2 separate regions of the Homo sapiens genome follow, and region 1 is linked to region 2. The links are chromatin loops, found by intact Hi-C in ENCODE. Cell type or tissue: B cell. All regions are shown on one strand. Links, peaks and the distances in the headings refer to the core of each region. The heading gives the core; the rest is flanking DNA.

What was found. Peaks named below come from ENCODE experiments on the same cell type or tissue, not always from the same donor. Only the 100,000 strongest peaks of a DNase experiment are listed, where the experiment ranks them.
Region 1: it touches region 2 in a loop (10-fold over the local background); 3 of 110 quality-filtered maps call a loop at or near these places.

Annotation. Positions count from the first base shown.
Region 1 is chr5:139,665,293-139,674,537 of GRCh38, forward strand. The region is part of intron 1 of CXXC5 (CXXC finger protein 5); the gene reads left to right. LOC124901084 (a long non-coding RNA gene) reads right to left here and starts at 3,483. Exons shown (of 2, transcript XR_007058962.1): 1 at 3,396-3,483; 2 at 2,534-2,657. RefSeq lists enhancers at 2,502-2,551, 5,022-5,171, 5,182-5,261, 8,918-9,245 and silencers at 2,842-2,921, 2,932-3,191. In B cell, for the core only: CTCF peaks have their summits at 5,527 (motif pointing right) and 5,729; DNase peaks (open chromatin) are centred at 2,889, 3,439, 5,299, 6,479 and 2 weaker places; H3K4me3 peaks cover 5,140 bases; H3K27ac peaks cover 8,000 bases.
Region 2 is chr5:139,743,030-139,752,274 of GRCh38, forward strand. PSD2-AS1 (PSD2 antisense RNA 1) reads right to left here and starts at 3,194. Exons shown (of 3, transcript NR_105053.2): 1 at 3,165-3,194; 2 at 2,141-2,230. It also overlaps a transcript of PSD2 not described here. RefSeq lists enhancers at 1-28, 3,064-3,711, 4,850-4,959, 5,657-6,304 and silencers at 947-1,540, 5,210-5,259, 9,232-9,245. In B cell, for the core only: no CTCF peak of the experiment used is centred there; DNase peaks (open chromatin) are centred at 2,152, 3,332, 4,452, 5,002 and 3 weaker places; H3K4me3 peaks cover 2,667 bases; H3K27ac peaks cover 3,049 bases; H3K27me3 peaks cover 185 bases.

The DNA of each region.
Region 1 (9,245 bases), core at 614-8,613, 78 kb before region 2:
CGGTGCTTGTGCTGCTACTGGGCCATGCCAAGACCCGCTGTGGTTTAGGGGCACCGGGGTGGGGGATGGGGGCACCGGGATGAGCTGGGCCGGCCATGGGTCTCCCAGAGCCCCCACCTCCTTGCTGGAATGCTCTGGTCTCTCAGCCCCCTCCTTTCCCAGATAGCATCCATAAGGATGCCAGGCCAGTGCCCAACTGTGGTAAAACCTAACCCCCAGTGGCCTCTCTGACCTGGTCCCAGGGCTGTTATGGCCACCCCCTTACACCACATTCCATCTCATTGCAGGGTCCTCTTGCCTGCCCAGCTTGGGCTGATGGAGACAGATGTAATTATGGAATTTTGCTTGGGAAATTAATTTGAAAAAGTTAATTAATTGGTGGTTCCGGAGGTGGCGGGCTCCACGCCCGGCCAGTCTTGCTGACGTCAGTGCTGACCCACTGGAGACGTGCAGCTTCCGGGCAAGCTGGGCAGAGGGACCCCGGTGACCTGGCTGGGCAGCCCTGGAACAGGTAGATGGACAGCGAGGAGCAAAGGGCAGACCAGTGTCCTGGCCCAGAGTGGGCACCTGGGAAGGGTTTGTTGACCAGACCTGCTGAGGATAAGAACCCGGCCACTTGTTTGTGTGTTCAACAAGCCGTTGTCAAGCTGCTATGGTACACTGACCCCAGTGTCTCAAGTGCCCCCAACCAAAAATAGACCAGTTCTTCCAAACCCCTTTTCTCAAGGAAAACCTCTAAACCTATTCTCAAAGGCTTTTTCAAAGGGCTCAAAGGACATTATCGGGCCAGTGTGCAGATGAAGCCACTGAGGCTCAGAGAGGGTGGGCCTTGCCCGGCTTCTCAGCAGTGTCCTCCAGCAGGGTGGAGCAGAGGTGGGTAGAGCTCAGTCTCATTTCCAGAGGACGTGTGCCCCAGCTTCAGAATCCCATGGGCGGCCTCCTCCCAAGTATGGGTGATAGGGGCCTTGAAGTTGACTCTTCCCAGGGAGGAAGCCACAGAATATGGCCAGCCCCTTCACCCCCTTCACCCCCATCCCTGTGTGTGCCTGTGGGAGCTTCCCCTACTACCCCATCCAAGCCTCAGAAGACCCCCATGCCCCAGGGGTCTCAGGGTACACAGAGACCCCCACTACCTCCTGGACCTCCTGTGGGTCTTCTGACCACAAGCCTCAGCCAGATCAAGTCCTAGTTTCTGCAGGAGCGTGGGCTTTGGTGTGGTCTTTGTCCAGACAGGAGAAGGGTCAGGGCTGGGGCAAGAATGGCCAGGCCTGGGACAGGTCAGGGATACTGAGCCACAAAGAGGCCAGGGAGATGAACGTGGGCGCTCCTGAGCTATGTGGCCTTGGGCAGGTCCCTTAGCTTCTCTAAGCCTCATTTTGCTCATGCGGGAAATGGGGATGATCACAGATGCCATTCAGAGAGCTGCGGAGAGGTGCAGGGACGCATAACCACTTGAAGTGGTGCTGGCTCTGGCGCAGGCTGTTTCACTGCCCAGTGGAGGCAGGCTGGGTGGAAGAGCAGTGAGCTGACTGAGACTGTGCTGTGGCTGGGGCCTGAGGACCAGTGGGTTTTGAGAGGGGAGCCTGGTGCATGTGTCAGAGGAACTGAAGAATACAGGAGATGATATTTGTGAGACCCTGGGCCCTGCTCCAACGGAGTCAGCCCACCCAGCATTTACCCTCTGACTTGTTTCTTGTGTTCCCTCACCTCCAGGATTTCCAGGGGCCAGGTGGGCCCTGCTCAGTTTAGTATGCCTCACCTCCCATAGCTGTTCAGGATCAAAGGGAGCATCATGGGCAGGCTGAGCTGGGCACTTTGCATCCCTGTCACTCTGATGTGGTCTGTAGTTCTGGGTTTCTTCAAGGTCCAACCCCAGTCTTGGGTTTAAGTGGGTCACACCCACTCCCTGAGCATCCTGTGTAGGCTGGTTATGGGGTCAGAGGAGAGGCATTTCCTCCTCCCACCTCACCTCCTCCAAGAAGCCCTCTGGGTACTGCTCCCCAGCACTTTGCCCATTGACTGAGCACTCAGGGTTCTCTGCACAGACTTTTTTAAACCTTTCTCTGTGTGTCCCTACACTGGGAGCTCTCTGACCACGGGGTCCATGGTATCTCCTGTCTATCCTAGTGCCCAGCACTGGGTTAGCACTCAATGTGGGGGCATAGGGCTCTTGTGCCCCTATTTTACAGATGGGTCAGTTAAGGCCCTGCAAGGTCACACAGCCTGTTGAGGGGCAGAGCCAGCCTGGTTCAGGTGGGTGTGGGGCCACTTGGTACCGGCTGGGGTCTTCTTTCAGGCCTCAGGACCATTCCTAGGCTTCCTTAGGCCCTGCAGCTCCTGACCCTCCTGGCACTATTCCTGGAGGGTGAATAGTCAGTCCTGTGCTCTTAAGAGCTTGGGGGTTTGGGGGTTAAGGGGTTGTGGCATCAGACTGAGGGTCAGAGGGCAGGCCTATGAGCTTCAGTTTCTTCATCTGTAAAACAGATCTTAGTGTTTGGGGGAGCAGGGGTGGCTGAAAGAGATCACGCATATGTTGTTCTCGCCATCCTTATTATTACTACTGACACTGTTATTTTGTTATCATTACATTATTATTCATGCTCCCAGGGCCCCAGCAGCTGCGGTGGCTCCAGGCCTGGATGCAGAGCTCTGGTGTGCTGAAAAGAAGTTGCAGTTCCTAATTAGTCAGCGCTCCAAGGAGAGGGCCTGGGTTTTAATTTTTGCTGCAGGGTCCCACCTGCCCGAGGCCTCCCAGCCCCTCTCATCCCTTCCTGGGCTGGGCCTGCGGCACCCTCCCCAACCTCAGGTAGGGGGCCTGGCCCGAGGCAAAAACCTCCCCAAATTTCCCCTGCCACTCCCTCCGCCTCCCAGACCTCTGGGGCCATGAATCATTTATGAGGCAAAAATGAAACCAATTAAGGACAAACTTTGAAAGCCTCTAATTGCTGCGCCTGGTGGCACCGTGGAATGAGGGGAGGCCAGCCTTCTCGGTGCGGAATCTCCTTGGCCCAGGCCTTCCCAGGCTGCCCGTCCCGCCGCGGCTCAGGGCGCCTCCCGGCTCCCTGCCGCCTCCCAGCCGGACGCGGACGTGCCTGCGCGGCTCTGGCGGCCGCGTCTGCCGCCCCGGCGCCCGCCCGGGTCCCAGGCCGACTAATTAGGCCCGGCTACCTCCCGCGCCGCCCACTGCCCGCTCCAGGCCCGCTGCCCGCTCCAGGCCCGAGGTGATGGCGGCTGTTCCTGCCGTTCTGGGGCCTGTGCCCCAGAGCTGGCCGCGTTTCTCGGGGCGGGAGCCAGCTCTGCTCGCCTGGCTTAACCCAGACGAGCCCAGGACGCCCTATCCCTGAACCCCATCGTGGCGTGCAGGTCTGAGTAGGCTCTGGGCCATGCCGGGGTACCTGGCTTGGAGGCTCTCTTCAGTCTCGGGAGAGATATGCTTATCCCAGGCGGAGCGGAGAAGGCTGGGGGATGACTGATAGGGGGAGTCGGGAGGGGATGTTGAGCCCTGAGGTGTTGCACTGAGCACGGATCCAGTTCCTCTTGGCTTTGCCACAAACACAGTGACCTTATGTAGAGTCCTTAGCCTCGGTTTCCCCGTTTGTAAACCATCAGCACCAGCCCATTTTCTCCTGAATTTGGGATTTAGGGAGCTGGGCTTTGTATACCCCTCCCAGTCTCCTCTCTTGGGGGGTTGCTGAGGGGGTGGAGGTAATGTCTGGACCTAGCAGGGCCTGCCTTACTGCCATGAGCCCTGGATGCCAGTGGCCAGCCTGCTCGCTGTGCTGAGGGCCAGGCAGGCCCTGGGCACTGAGGCACGTTGTTTGCTGAAACCAAATTTCTGTGCTTGTGTTTTTCCATAATTATATTAGCAGGTGGGATTTTTCCTCGGGGAAGCAGTGGGAGGGGGAGCGCCATGGCAGTGTCCCCGCCCGCTCTAAGCGTGAGCTCACACTCAGCTCTGCCCGCCTGCCGTAATGATTTTTTAATTATGCAGCCAGTGCTCGGAATTGCTAATCCCCCTCCAGCCCTGCATCCCCTCCTGCAACTCACACCCCAGCCCCTGGCTGATGTCCCTAGAGTGGCGGTGCCCAGCCCCGTGCCCATCACTGAGTGCTTGGGACAACCGCCATAGCGGGAGAGAGGGTAGGTCAGGAAGGGCCGGAGGGGCGCCCCTCCGCCATCTGCAAGTGACAAGACTTGTGGCTCTCTTTGTCTCCCACCCTACCCCTAGACCCAGCATGGCTCACACCTGCCAGGACAGCTATGGCTTTAAATGAGTTTGGGGAGTGATCGGTGCCCACACCAAGTGATGTGGCCACACTCATTTCATGGACATTAGCCTGTCTTCCCAGCCTTGTGTGACCCCAAGGACACAGGCACACAAGTACAATTTTTGTCACACCCATACTCACGCTTTACTTCCCTTCTACACACACACTCAGCCCCACAGCCAAGCTACACACACACACACAATGGCAGGCTCTGCGTGCTTCTCACACATGTAGCCTTACCTGAGGGCGGGGGCACCCTCAGGAGACCCCACTGCTGCCTCCTGTGCCCTGCAGTGGCCCTGCTCCCACTCCCTTGCCTCCAGACCCCCCAACCCCATCCCCATCCACCCTACTGGGAGGTGCTCCGAGGTCTTCTGGCTCCCGCCTCATGGGGTGGCTGCCTGTGGCTGGGGCCAGCCTGAGCCTCCATCGACCCTGGCCTGGGGGAGGTGCTGGGGGGGTTCTGCAGCACTGTGGCGGCGGCTCCTCTCCAGGCGCCCAGCTGTGGCATCTGTCAAGGTCAGATAGCGACTCCGGAACCAGCCGGCTCGGCCCCATGGCCCCTCTCGCCTCATTATTTTTGTGTTCCGGGGCTGCGGCGACACCTCCCTCCCTCCTCCTCAGCCTCCCGCCTCTCGCCTGCCTCCCCCACGCCTCTGCAGGGAGGGCCTGCGGTCTGGGGGCTTTTGTTTTCCAGTTTTTTCCACGCTCAGGCCAGGCAGGCGGGTAGACACTGGCCAGAGCTGTTGGACCTTGAACAGCAGACAAGACAGGTGTCCCCCTTAGAGCTGGGACAGATTCTCAGCTAGTGGAACCCTGGGTTGGTTTCTCAGAGGCACAAACTGAACCTGGATGGAACCAGCCCCCACCACAGCCCAGGTGCACCTGTGGGCAGCTTCCTGTTTCCATAGGGGCCCTAGCAGCTGGCACCAGTTCCTGTCTACACCATCCCCGTCCCAGTAGGGCCCCAGACTCATACAGCCCAGAGCTCCTGACACAACTCACAGTGCATGCGGACATACACACACTGGCATTCATGCGGCAAAGATGTGTTGACACGTACAGACCAGAAGACTCCACAAACATCCTCTCACCACGTAAACCACCCTATTCGCACACACGTGCACTTGGACATCCATGTACATTCACAGACTTGGGTCGCACACACATGCCTCCACTTTACCCTCAGGGAGGTCACAGAGTCAAAGATCTCCCCCAGCACTGCTACATGATCCCCATATATGCTTTAATGCTGTGGTCTGTAGAGGGCGACATCTTGAGACTACACACTCAACCGGGCACATTCACAGTCCACTGGACACACACACAGTTGTGCAGCACACCTCCCAGGTAGACACGCGAAAACACACTGTATGCATTGCTCTCGTCACCATACACACTCCAGCCCCCTGAGCCCGCTCCCAGGTGCCCAGCATCCTTGGGTAGTTATGCCACCCGAGGGGCTTTTGTCCCCCGAAATACTGGGAAGTGAGCTTGAGGCCTCAGCTTGCTGAGCCCTGTGTCCAGGGAGCCTCGGAGAGTGGGAAATGGTTTGACAAGGACTGCCCGGCCCCTGCCCAACCTCACTGTGTACACCACTTTAGGCCCAAGAGCGCCAGGATGGCGTGGGATGGGGCGGGGGGTTCCAGGTGTGTCATGATGGGCTTGGTGGCTGCTGGCAGAGGCAGACTCTGGGGGGTGACCTCAGCTCTGTCTCTGGGTCCCTCCTCCCACCTCCAGCCCCTGATTTGGGTGTGTAAATGTTGGAGGAATGGGGTGTGGGCAGACTCCAGGCCCCCAGGGTCTCTAGAGTGGCCCTGGCCATCCCCTCTCTTCCTCCTCCAGCTGTGGACTGCTGTGACTGCCCCCGGGAGAGGAGCTAGATGGAGGCTTAGCAGTGGCTGGGCCCCCACCCCCCAGGAAACTCAAAACCCTGGGCCAGCCGCGGGTGGCGGGTTGGGGCAGGCACAAAGAGGGCCTCTGTGCGGCCGGCTGGGCTGCCCACAGGATTCTGGGGGAGGAGGCCGGAGCCGGTTTCCGTCCCGTTCTGCTTCCTGCGGAGGCTGCGGAATGCCCGGAGCTCTGGCCCAGCCTGCCCCGTCTGGCCCACCCGCAGCCCCTTCCCCATCTTTTCCAGGGCCTTGGGGTACAGCTGCAGACTTCTCTGCAACAGGGCCCTGAGAGCCACCCTCCAGGACCCAAGGGAAACCTAGGGGATTTCCCCAAGCCGAGAGCTGAACTGGACCTCACCCTTTAGCTGAAGTCTTCCTTCCCTCCATGTGCTGTGGAACCCTCAGCCAGGGTTGGAGCACCAGGCCCTGGAGTCACACAGACCTGGGTTTAAATCCTGGCTCTGCCACTTACTGACCTTGTGACCTTAGGCAGGTGGCTTTATGTCCCTGAGCCTCAGTTGCCTCATCTGTAAAATGAGGATAATAATAATTGTAGTAGAATCCGGTGAGAAAATGCATGTGAAATGCTTAGCACAGTGCCTGGTGGACAGTGAGTGTGCATTATTAGGACCTGCTGTTTATTTTTTTTTATTTATTTGTTTGTTTGTTTATTTATTGTTTTGAGATGGAGTTTTGCTCTTGTTGCCCAGGCTGGAGTGCAATGGCGTGATCTTGGCTCACTGCAACCTCTGCCTCCCAGGTTCAGGCAATTCTCCTGCCTCAGCCTCCCGAGTAGCTGGGATTACAGGCATGCACCACCACGCTCGGCTAATTTTTGTATTATTAGTAAAGACAGGGTTTCTCCATGTTGGTCAGGCTGTTCTCGAACTCCCGACCTCAGGTGATCCACCTGCCTCGGCTTCCCAAAGTGCTGGGATTACAGGCGTGAGCCTGTACAGGCCAGGGCCTGCTGTTTATTTTAATGTCCTCTGGGGAACTTAAGAGTGGAAGGGACTGGATGCTCCTTGCCACGATAGGTCTCACCTCTTCTACGGTTCAGTCTCAGCCCTGCGTCCTGCTCAAAACCCTTCTCTCAAATCAGTTTCCTATCTGCAGATCATATCAGTGACTGATCTCGGCCTCTGGGGCCTTCCTCCTGAGGTCTGGAGGGTGGAGGGGATCGCTGTCTGGAATCCTTTTTTTCCCCTCTGTATCTCTACCTCCTTCCCCATGATATGCCCTGGGATCGTGACTTCTGCAGTAGTTTGGGGTGAGAAGCAAGAGCCATTCCTTTCCATTTTACAAATGGGAAACTGAGGCTTAGTGGCGGAAAGAGCTTGGTCAAAGTCACCAGTCAGGGAGGGACAGGGTGGAGCCACAAACCTAGGCCTCAGGCCTCCAGTTCCCTAGCCAGTCCTAGGCACATATGCCTCCCCCAACCCCAGACACACAAACACACCCCACACAGGAGCCCCAGAAGGACAGTGCGCCATCTCTGATTTCTTGACTCGTGCATCCCTGGACTAGCCTTCCCTGGCTTGTCCCATGGTGAGGCCCATCAGTAGGGAGGTCCTGAGGGGGTACGTGGGCCTGATTTCTGATTGGTGTCAGCTCAGAGATCACCACATTGGGAAATGTTTACTACAAGATTCAGGGGATCCCAGATAGACAAGGCGTCATTACACCTGCTTAAGCAAATTGCCTGCTCTAAATGGGGCAATAATAGGACTTCCTTCAGAGATTGGGTATGAGGATAACATGAGATAAAGCATGGACAGTGTGGCACATAGGAAGAGCCCCATACTTGTTAGCTATGGTCCCAGGTGACAGATGGGAAAACTGTCTCAGAGGCCAGTTTTTTCCCAAGGTCAAAAAATGGGGAAGGGTCTTCCTGAACCTTTGACTCTTCCAGGAAAGGAACCTGGCCTGAGGGAGGTGCCTATTGAGGAAAGGGCCTGTCTTTATCAGAGGCATCCCAGGCATCTCAGTCCCTAGAGCCCCAGGTCAGAGCTTACTCCCTGCCCGGGGCCTCAGTGTTGCTGTGCATGAATGGGCTGATCCCCTCCTCCAGCTGTTTTGGGGAGCACCGTAAAACAGAACAGAGCCTGGCTGGGTGCGGTGGCTCACGCCTGTAACCCCAGCACTTTGGGAGGCTGAGGTGGGTGGATCACCTGAGGTCAGGAGTTCAAGACCAGCCTGACCAACATGGTGAAACTCCATCTCTACTAAAAATACAAAAATTAGCCAGGTGTGGTGGTGTGCGCCTGTAATCCCAGCCACTCTGGAGGCTGAGGCAGGAGAATTGCTTGAACCTGGGAGGCGGAGGTTGTGGTGAGCTGAGATCGGGCCACGCACTCCAGCCTGGGTGACAGAGCAAGACTCTTGTCAAAAAAAAAAAAAAAAGAGAGAGAGAAAACAGAGCTCTACATACTCCAGGTTTGCTCAAACCCTTTAGTCCTCAGGCCAAGGCATGGTTGGCACCCACCCCAGCAGGAGGGGTGTAAGAGGGTCAGGGGTGTGGAGTCGGGGATATAGAAATGCTGTCCCTTGTTCTGTCCTTGGCAGTCAGTCTTGGGGTGACTCTAGTGGGGTTGAGGCCATGTCTCACCCCAGGCCACCCTCTGGGTGCTCGCAGTGGCCAGTGTGTGGGGGTATGTGTGTCCATCCATAGCTGGATGTGTGCCCTGTGCTCTCCGCCTGGGGCTGCGTTTCTCCCTGCCTCCAAGACCAGTCTCCCTGGGCTTGAGCAGGGCTTCTTTTTCCCTCTGGAAACTCCCCAGGCTGAATCATGGAAATCAGAGACGGGACACCCTCCCTTCCACCCCATTGCCCAGCTTGGTTCAACCACCATAGCCTGTGGTCTGCTTTGCCCACCATCAGCCTGTCTGCGTATTTTGCCTCACTTGGAGGCAGGCCAAGGAGACCGGCCCACCAAGGTGGGGGGGAGGAGACAAGGGCCGGGATGTCAAGTGCTGCATGGAAGCGTGGAAAGTGGTGCATTGAGCCAGGGTGTGCAGCTCTGCTGGGCCAGTGTTGGGGGTCCTGAAACGCAGCCTCTTCCACGAGCCTCCCTGGGCAGGCAGAA
Region 2 (9,245 bases), core at 807-8,806:
CTGTCAGATTATTTCGGTATGTGTCATTTCCCGGCAAGCTGAGACCCTCAGAAGAGAAGCAGTTGCCTCCCCTTGGTCCCTTTCCTCCTCCTGGGCCTAGGAGAGCTGCGAGCCCCTGTGGGCAAGAGGTGAGGACTGTTCTCTTGGATCTGTGGCCAGGTGGAAGCTCTCCAAAGTCTTGGGGGATGGGGAGGGTATGGAGGCTCACCAGCACCTTGCTGGAGGGCCCTCACCCATAGGCAGGAAGGACAGAGCAGACGTCTCTCTGGTACCCACTCCTACCAACGCACTGACCCTGGAGGGTTACTGCTTCGTGTGGGGTAAGATGGAGAACCTGGGAGGTTGGAAGCTGGTGAGATTTAGGAACTGGGAGCCTGCAGTGTGTGGAGGTTGTGGGGGTGGAATGTGTGTTTGGTGTGAGTGCTGGGGTCTGCGTGTTGGTGTGAGGAGGTGAGAGGCTGTCTGAGTTTGCCTTTGTATCTGTAAGATTGTATGTTTCAATCCCTGTAGGTGTGACTGTTTATGTCTTTTTGTGAGTGAGGACCTGTCTGTGTGATCACATGAGTGTGTACGATCTGTATTTGAGAGTGCATGTGTGTGGAAGCATGCTAATTGTGTGGGAGAGGTGAAAGATGATTGACAGGGAAGGGGCGGAGGGTGGGAGCCCACACTGAGTGCACAGTTTCATCCTTCCTCAGGCTCTGCTTGTCATGGCTGAAATCCCCTGGACTGCATTGGGACCATACTGCTGAGAGTCTGGTTGCTGGGCTTCAGCTGACAGAACATCAGAGCCCCAGGATGGGATAGCCACAAGTTGGGAAGGTGAGGCAGGGTGAGGGGCTTGATGATGGGGAGCAGGCAGAAAGAACAGGCTGCAGAGCTAGGGCTGCTGGAGCCTGATGTCTGGTCCAAGTTCCAGCTCCTCCACTCATGGGGTGAGCTGGGGCAAGTCACTTCACTCTCTGAGCCTCAGTTTCCTCATCAGAACAATGGGCCTGTACACTAAGCATTATCCACCCCAAATCCTAGAAGCCTGCCTTCTCCTCCTGGCTCTGGGAAGTTGACCATTGGAGGCCTGGGACACTGGCCTGTCTGGAGGCTGGGGAAGTATGAGACGACCCCTTCTTCCCTTCCCTGCGCCCAGAAGGCCTGACTTGTCCTACTGCACCCCTCCCATCACAGTGATCTGTGTGGGCTCATAACAACATAAGCTAGACGGTGATCCTGTATCACCTTCCTGCATTCTGGGAGGCTCGGCCTCCAACTCCCAGACCAGGGAATGGTCTCCACTCCTCCAATCCTTCCCAGGTTCAGAAGCAGGAATGGGGGAAGTCCTGCCTGTCCCCTCTCTGACTTTACTTTCCCTTTCTAGAGCAGGGGTATTCTGGGATGGGAGGACTGAGTGTCCCTGCTGCCTGGTCCTCAGAGTTGGCTAGCTCCCCCCATGCCCCTCATTCCCCCGCCTGCTCGCCTGTAGAGCTGTGGCCCGGGCAGCTGTCCGGCTGAGTGGGTTAGCAACACAAGACAGATGGCGAGGGATTATCTCAGCTTCTCAGAGCACGATGGTGGCAGCGGCGGGGGTGGGGGGAAGGCTCTCACACCCTCCCCATGTGTGTGTACACACACACACACAAATGCACACATGCAGCTCCCCGCTCCTGCCCCAGACCCAGCCCAGCCTCCTGCTATTTATGAGGCGGGCAGGAAGACAAGAGGAGAGATGAGATTATGAGAATTGGTGAGAACCGTGGGACTTGGCAATCTTGTCCCTGCCCCACTTGGCTCCCAGACCACAGGCTGAACCAGCTTCTCAGGCCCTTCTTGGACCCTGCCCCTGCTATTGTGATTTCTCTGCAGCTGCCACCACTGGGAATGGTACATTCAGGAGGGCATGGTTTTACAGAGAAGTTTGAGGCCCAGAGATGTGCGAGCTGCACTCAAAGTCACACAGCAAGTTTGGTTCATTAGCAGGGTAAGTTCTGGGGGGTGGCAGGTGGTGGAGTCTCTTAGCTGTCCTGGCACTGGCTGTGGGGTCCTTGGGTCTTCTGCAAACAAGGTGTTTGCCCTAGCACTTGATGCTGCAGCCCAAGGTCCCACAGGGGCATGTCACAAGGCCAGCTGCTGGCACGCAAGTACTCACAGGCACAGCCTCTTGTTCATATACACTGTCAGGCTCTGGGTGAAGGCTATGTAGAGTTGAGTGACAGAGCTGGGTCTCCAGGCTGTGTCACTGTGAAAGAATTGGGGCAGGGTTAGAACCCCACTAGAGTGAATTCTCCTACCTGTCCCTCAATTTGCCACAGGCAGATGGTGGAGGGACTTTCCAGCCTCGGCCACACACTCAGGCCCCCCTACCACCACATTTGCCCATTAACAGCCCCACTCCAAGTCCTGAGTCATCTATGCTGAGTCGCCTGGGGAGGAGTGTGGGCCAGGAGACTGGGCAGGATTTGCGAATGGCAACCCCAGGGGGCCCTTTTCCCAGCATGGGTGGGCGGGGCCGACGCAGTGGGGAAGGCAGGGTGGAGGCCTTCTGAGAGAACTTCTCTGCTCCTAGCTGCCAATGTCCTGACTTCGCCCCCGTCCCCAAGAGTGACTCAGTGTCTGCTGGATGCGGTAGTGCGGGTGCGGGGCAGTGCGGAGCTGCTGCGGGTTGCCCAGTGCCACTCCCTTCAGAGCAAACCCACTTCTTGAGGCCCCGAGGCCCCCGCCTGGGGGTCTCCTGTGTTCACGTGTGCCTGCCCAGGCTGTCAAGTGAAACATGACCTCAGGGTCAGCCTGGCCTGCCTCTGGGGCTGCATTATTTGCGGGGTTTCCAACATGATGGTACCACCCACACTGTCCGGTCACAAACAAGACCGACACCGCCAGGTTTACCTGCTCCTGCCCCCTCAAACCATTGAATCAGCCCCTCTCTTGCTATTGGATGAGAGGGGTTGCCAGGACCAAGCCCCTCCTCCCCACCGCCAAGGTGACCACACGTCTAGGTATCAGGGGTGGTGGGCCCACTGCAGAGCGCTAGGCCGAACTCATCTCCTGGATCCAGGCCAAGCTCCACCTCTCTGTCTCTCCAGACTCAAGTTGGTCATTTGTATCGTGAAAGCTGGACAAAACTATATCTAAGCTCCCCATCTTCCCTCAAAGCTTGGCCTGGGGAGCCCTACATGAAACCTTGGAGCTTCTGAGCCTTCCCCCACCCCCAGCGGGGGGCTTTTCGTTCTGTGAAGGTCTCAAAGTAACATTCTAAAGAGGCACCGTGAGAGCCAATCAGAGAGCCCATGTAAATAACGGCCCGCTGATTGGCTGTCTCCTTCACGCCCTGAACGAAACTTCAACTTCATCAACTCAGCGAAGATTTTTTCCTCTGGCCTCGCGCGCCCTGCAGAAGGCGGGGCTGGGGGGTCACCCGAGCCTTCTCCCTGCCGCAGGCTACCTGGGCCCGCCGAATGGGATCGCGCTGGGACAGGCGGGGGCGAGTGTGCCGCCCTGACCCTGGCCCCGGGGGTGTTATTCTGGTACAGAATCCCCCGCGGGGGAGGCCCGAGAAGTGAGGCACCCCCGCTTCTTTGTAGGACCGCCACAGAACGGGCTGCAGGCCGCGAGTATAGAGCTTGGCTGGGCGGGATCGATATCTGCCCGCTGGACTGATGCGCGAGGGAGGCTGCTAGACAGGCTGGCTTTGCGGCAGTGTGATGGCCGCGCAGCACCCCCTGACCCCCACGGCTCCCCAACCCCGCCATTCCCTTCATCTAGCGCTCCCGGGGAAGCCGAGGCGGGCAAGTGGCGTAGCGATGGAGGGCGCACCCAGGGGCAGCGACGCTCCCTCGCTCTGGCTCCCAGCCCTGGTGGTGGGTGCAGGAGTGAGGGTAGCCCAGGGTCGCACCCTGCTCCCAACCTCGGCTCGTCCCCACCCTCCACGGTCGTCCGCAGCTCGAGGCAGCCTGCATTTCTGCCAGTATCCTGTCCCCTCGCCCGGTCCTTCGCCCTCCTCCCACTTTCATTGTGTGTCTCCTCTCTGGCTCTGAGGTTCCTCCTCCCTCCCTTCTCTCTCTGGGTGTCTCCGTGTCTATCTCCACATCTCCATCTCCATTTCTTTCTCTGCCTGTCTCTGTCTCTAGCTGTCTCTGTCCCTCAGTCTCTGCTCAGGTCTCCGCTCGCCTCTTGCTCATTTTCGTTCCTCTCTTTGTCTGTCTGACTCTCTCTTGTCTCCCCCCCTTCAGTTACCCCCAACCCCCCGCACACACACACACCTCACAGCCCTGTTTACGACATCCCCTGGGCTGGCAGGTGGGCGGGGCTGCAGCAGAGCGGGGGTGAGAGAGGGAGACGCAGCCTCCCCCCCAGCTGTTAACCTTCACGCTTCAGGCCTCTGCGGATGGCAGAGGAGGGGGAAAGCCCAGCTGCCAGCTTGGCGGAGGTGACCGGGCGGGGGCTGGGGGCTGTCCCTCCCTCTGGGCTCGTCTCTGGGGAGATCTGGGGCCGGAAGGAATGTGGTGGAGGGCGCCTTCGGCTGAGGAAGGCTGTTGCCGGATGGGTGGCCTCCTGAAGGCTTGTGCTGGCGAGGCGGGTGCCCAAAGGGGGCTCTGAGCGGTGTCGGCCCTGCCCGCAGCCCGGCCGGACGTGGGGGCCGGCGTGAGAATCCCGCCCATCTGTGAGCCGGCCTCACGCCGTCAGACCCAATTTATCTCGCCGCCAAAGTTTCACAGCCATCTGCTCGAGTGGAACGGCTTCCAGCGCTGGCCCCACCGGGCCCCCCAGCCAGCGCGGGGATGTTTTCCAATACGACAGCATCGCCCCGCCAAAGCAAGGAGGGGGTGTAGGGGGAGGCGGCAGAGCGCGGTGCGCGGGGCTGGCAGGCAGCCCTCTCCCGCGAGCGAGCCGACCCTGAATTTTAAGCGATTGATCAGGAAGCTCAGGCCGTTCCCATCACTTTGAGCAGCCAAATGCGACGGCGCAGGGATTTCAAGGGGCCTTTGCGGAGGCGGTAATGAGGTCACCGTCACTGCGCCAGCCCGCGGGCGGGAGGGGGCGAAGGTCTGCGGACACGTGTGAACACAGCCTGTGAACCGAGCCACATCTGTATTCACGTGACCCCCGGGGCCCCAGCACTGACCCAGGAAAACTCGGCATTTGGATCTGAGCTGATTCACACTCCCCCGCCCCCACCCCACCTACCCAGCCAGACACGGTTCGAGAGGCTGAGCTAGAACCCAGCCCTGCCACATCCATGATTCCATGATCACCTCAGACAGCTTCAGCACAAGAGCCCCAACTCTCTTCTCCTCCCCGCTATGTGCCTAAAATACACATATTTGGGCACCTGCCCATTGCACTTCTGAACAAGCCTGTGGAGACAGATGTACCCTAGGCCCCCGGTAATCACACAGGTGCACACATTCCAATTACACACCTGACCGCAATGCTCGTGCATTAGTACACTCCCAACCACCACCACTACCACCCCCAAACATGCACACAGGTACTCCATCATTTTCAAGCCAGCACCCAGCAACACACGAGCCCCCAAACTCCCCTCCCCCGGGCGAACTCATGTGCACACTCATTCCCAAGACCCCGAGCTTGCTGCCATGTCCGCGCGGGTGGGCGCCTCCACTGCCCGCCAGGCAGCGCGGGTGCAGACCTCGAAGAGAACAAAGGCCGGGCAGGTGGGAGGGAGGGGCGCTGAGCCCCCGGCCCGTCCTCCTAGGCAATGCTCGTCTGTCTCGGCTCCGCGGCCACCGCATCGAGCGGCTCTGATTGCCGAGTAAATCACCGCGATGATCTGAATAATTATCGTCTCCTGAAAAGGGAAAAAACAGAGAATAAATAAAGAGAGAAGGGAGCAGTCACCTGATTTCTAGGAGCCCTGGGGTATGTTGGGGGGGGTGAATACATAGGGGTGGGTGTCAGTGGCCCCCTGCGGATCCTCGGGACTTCTGTTGGGATGGAGTGCAGGTGGGATGGGCCTCAGGGCAGACAGTCCTTCCTTAAAGGTGGCAGTTAGCATCCAGTCTCCCCCTTCGTCTCCCCAGGGTAAGTCAGGCCCCCTGGAGCACCCAACCGACCCCAGCTGGCTTCTCTGCTTCTTACACACTCAGGCCCACCTGACCTGTAGGGCACCCTCCTGTTCCAGGGCTTTGCTCAGTCGGTTCCCCCCTAGCATGCCCTCTACCCACCACTCTGGCTGGCTTCACTCTCCCATCTCTGAAGTTCAGCCCCAGGTTACTTCCTCTGAGAACTTCTTCCTGACTGCCCAGCCCTCCAGGATCCTTCTCTCCCAGAGTTCCAGTGTCTGATTGCATTTTCTCTGACTGATTTGGGTGTGTTGTCCTGATCTTCTCAGCTGGATGGCAGCTTTGGTGGAAGCAGCTATGTTTTAAACAAAGCAGTAATAGTAGCAACAGCAGCAGCCACTGCCCCATTCTGAGCAGCTAGGATGTGCTGGCCCTGTGCCAAAACATCATCTCACCATGGATCCTCCCCAGAATCCTGTGTGGAAAGTAATGTCTCCATTTAAATAATGGGGAAACTGAGGCGTACCAAGAGTGAAGCTTGGATTCCTTTCCTCAGGGATGAAGATGCTGGTCATCTACGGTATCCTTTCTGCAGTTGTCCCCTGATCCCACATATTGGAGGAGTTGCTTCTCTTCCAGTGCTGGGCACCAAGACACAATTACCTCAACTGGCTGGGCACAGTGGCTCATGCCTGTAATCCTAACACTTTGGGAGGCCGAGGTGGGCAGATTGCTTGAGCCTAGGAGTTTGAGACCAGCTTGGGCAACATGACAGAACACCATCTCTACAAAACAAACAAACAAACAAAAACAAACAAACAAATGAAAAACACCAAAAATTAGCTGGTATGGTGGTGTGAGCATATAGTTCCAGCAACTTGGGAGGCTGAAGAAGAAGGATGGTTTGAACCCAGGAGGTTGAGGCAGTGAGCCGTGATTGTGCCACTATACTCAAGCCTGGGCAACAGATCGAGACCGTCTTAAAAAAAAAAAAAAACCAGGCTGGGTGTGGTGGCTCATGCCTGTAATCCCAGCACTTTGGGAGGCCGAGGTGGGTGGATCACGAGGTCAGGAAATAGAGACCATCCTGGCTAACACGGTGAAACCCCGTCTCTACTAAAAATACAAAAAAATTAGCCAGGTGTAGTGGCAGGCGCCTGTAGTCCCAGCTACTCAGAGGCTGAGGCAGGAGAATGGGGTGAACCCAGGAGGCTGAGCTTGCAGTGAGCTGAGATCATGCCACTGCACTCCAGCCTGGGCGACAGAGCAAGACTCCATCTCAAAAACAAAAAAACAAAACAAAAAAAAACCCAAAATATGAATATCTCAACTCCAAACTGCCCAGCCTCCACCAGCCCTGCCCATTCCTGTTGCTCCCTCTCCTCCCTTTTCCTAGCCTCAGGAGGGCTGCCCTCCATGCATTGTAACCCCCAACCTTCCAAAGGGCATGACCCTTCCCCATAGCCACATCATCAAAGGAGGGGCAGCTCAGCCTTATGCTTCTGCCTGAAATGGTTCCAGATGTGGGGCCTGCAGAAAAGGCAGGGTGAAGGTTCAGCACAAAGCTAGGTTTCCTCCTGGAGGTTGCCCTAGGGGAGGCCCAAGCCCCTCCCACCCCTGGCACCTGGTCAGTAAATGAGAGCAGAACAAGGCCACTGATGGGATGATGGTTCAGGGAAAGAGTCTGTCAAGAGCCTGGGGAAGAGGAACCCTTGTGGGGCCTGGGTGTCTGGGGCAAGAGGGAGGCTGAAGCCCATTCTGGGTTTGCATTCCTCACTCTATCCAGCCTTGCTGGATCTGAGGCCTGGGGCAACTTCCAGGGTGGGGTTCTCCAGGCTGAGCAAGGAGGCCCAGGACTGAGCGATTTAGATCCCTCCTACTACTCCTCAAAGAAATGCCATTATAGATGGGGGAAACTAAGCCCAGGGCTCCAAATTGGCTCCTGACTAATGGTTCCTGTGCAGGCCTCTCCCATGGGGATCCTTATTCAGGGCCCCAAATGTTCCTGGGGGCATGGCAGGGTCTGGATATCACTGTGGCTTGGGTAGAGGAGGGACAGGTGAGACATGATGCTGGTCTAGAGATACATCCAGGTGGTTCAGCTCTGGGTATGAATGAAGATGAGGCAGAGCCCAGCCTAGCTCTGGGAAAATCTCAGCTCCTACTCCACAGTCTTCTGGGACTCAAGACAGCACCTCCTGCCTGAGAGGGGGGCGGAGGTGGCCAGTATCCTTGGGATGGTTCACAAACTCCTCTCCCCACCCCAAGCTCCCTTCTGCCAGCTACTCTTGGTTCCCTACTTAGATATTTCTTTGGCATCTACTGTGTGCTGGCCCTAGGGGCACAGCAGCCTGGGGTTCAGAGAGTGCCCAGGCAGATGGGGAGGCATACCCACCCACCTACACATACTCACACAGACTCTCCTCCCACCCCCTTCAAGTGTGACCAACTGGGAACCCTGGGGAAACAGTAATGAATGTGGCAAGACCTTTGCAATTAGACAAACCCAGGTTCAGACCCTGGCTCTACTTTACTTGTTGAGAGCAAGTCAATGAGCCTCAGTTTTGGTATCTACAAAGTGGAAATTGTAATAGTGCGTGTTTCACAGTGTGCCTGTGAGCGTTCTGTGAGATAATTGAGATGTCGATGCTCATCACCGCCCATCATCAGGGAAGGAGAGATGACCTCCAAGGTTGCTCTTTGGCCACTCTAGGACAGTGTTTCCATGGCATGGCTAGGGTCCAGCCTTTTTTTTTTTTTTTTTTTTTGAGACAGGGTCTCGTTCTGTCACCCAGGCTGGAGTGCTGTAGCATGATCTCTGCTCACTGCAGCCTCAACCTTCTAGACTCAGCAATCCTCCCACCTCAGCTTCCCAAGTAGCTGGGACTATAGGCATGTGTCACCATGCCCGGCTAATGTTAAATTTTTTTGTAGAGACTGGGTCTTCCTATGTTGTCCAGGCAGGTCTGGAACTCCCGACCTCAGGTAATCTTCTCACCTTAGCCTCCAAAAGTGCTGGGATTACAGGTGTGAGCCACTGCACCCAGCCAGTCCAGCCTCTTGACTCAGTGGTGGAGGTGGTTGTCCTTGGCAGATCCTCGACACTGCCAAGCCCCTCACACTCCTCAAAGCTTAGTTCTCCTACTGGTCACGTCTCTCTCTACTAGGTTCCTCTGGCTCTCACTCTCTCTCTGCCGGCCCATAATTCCATCCATCCATGTCTCTTTTTCT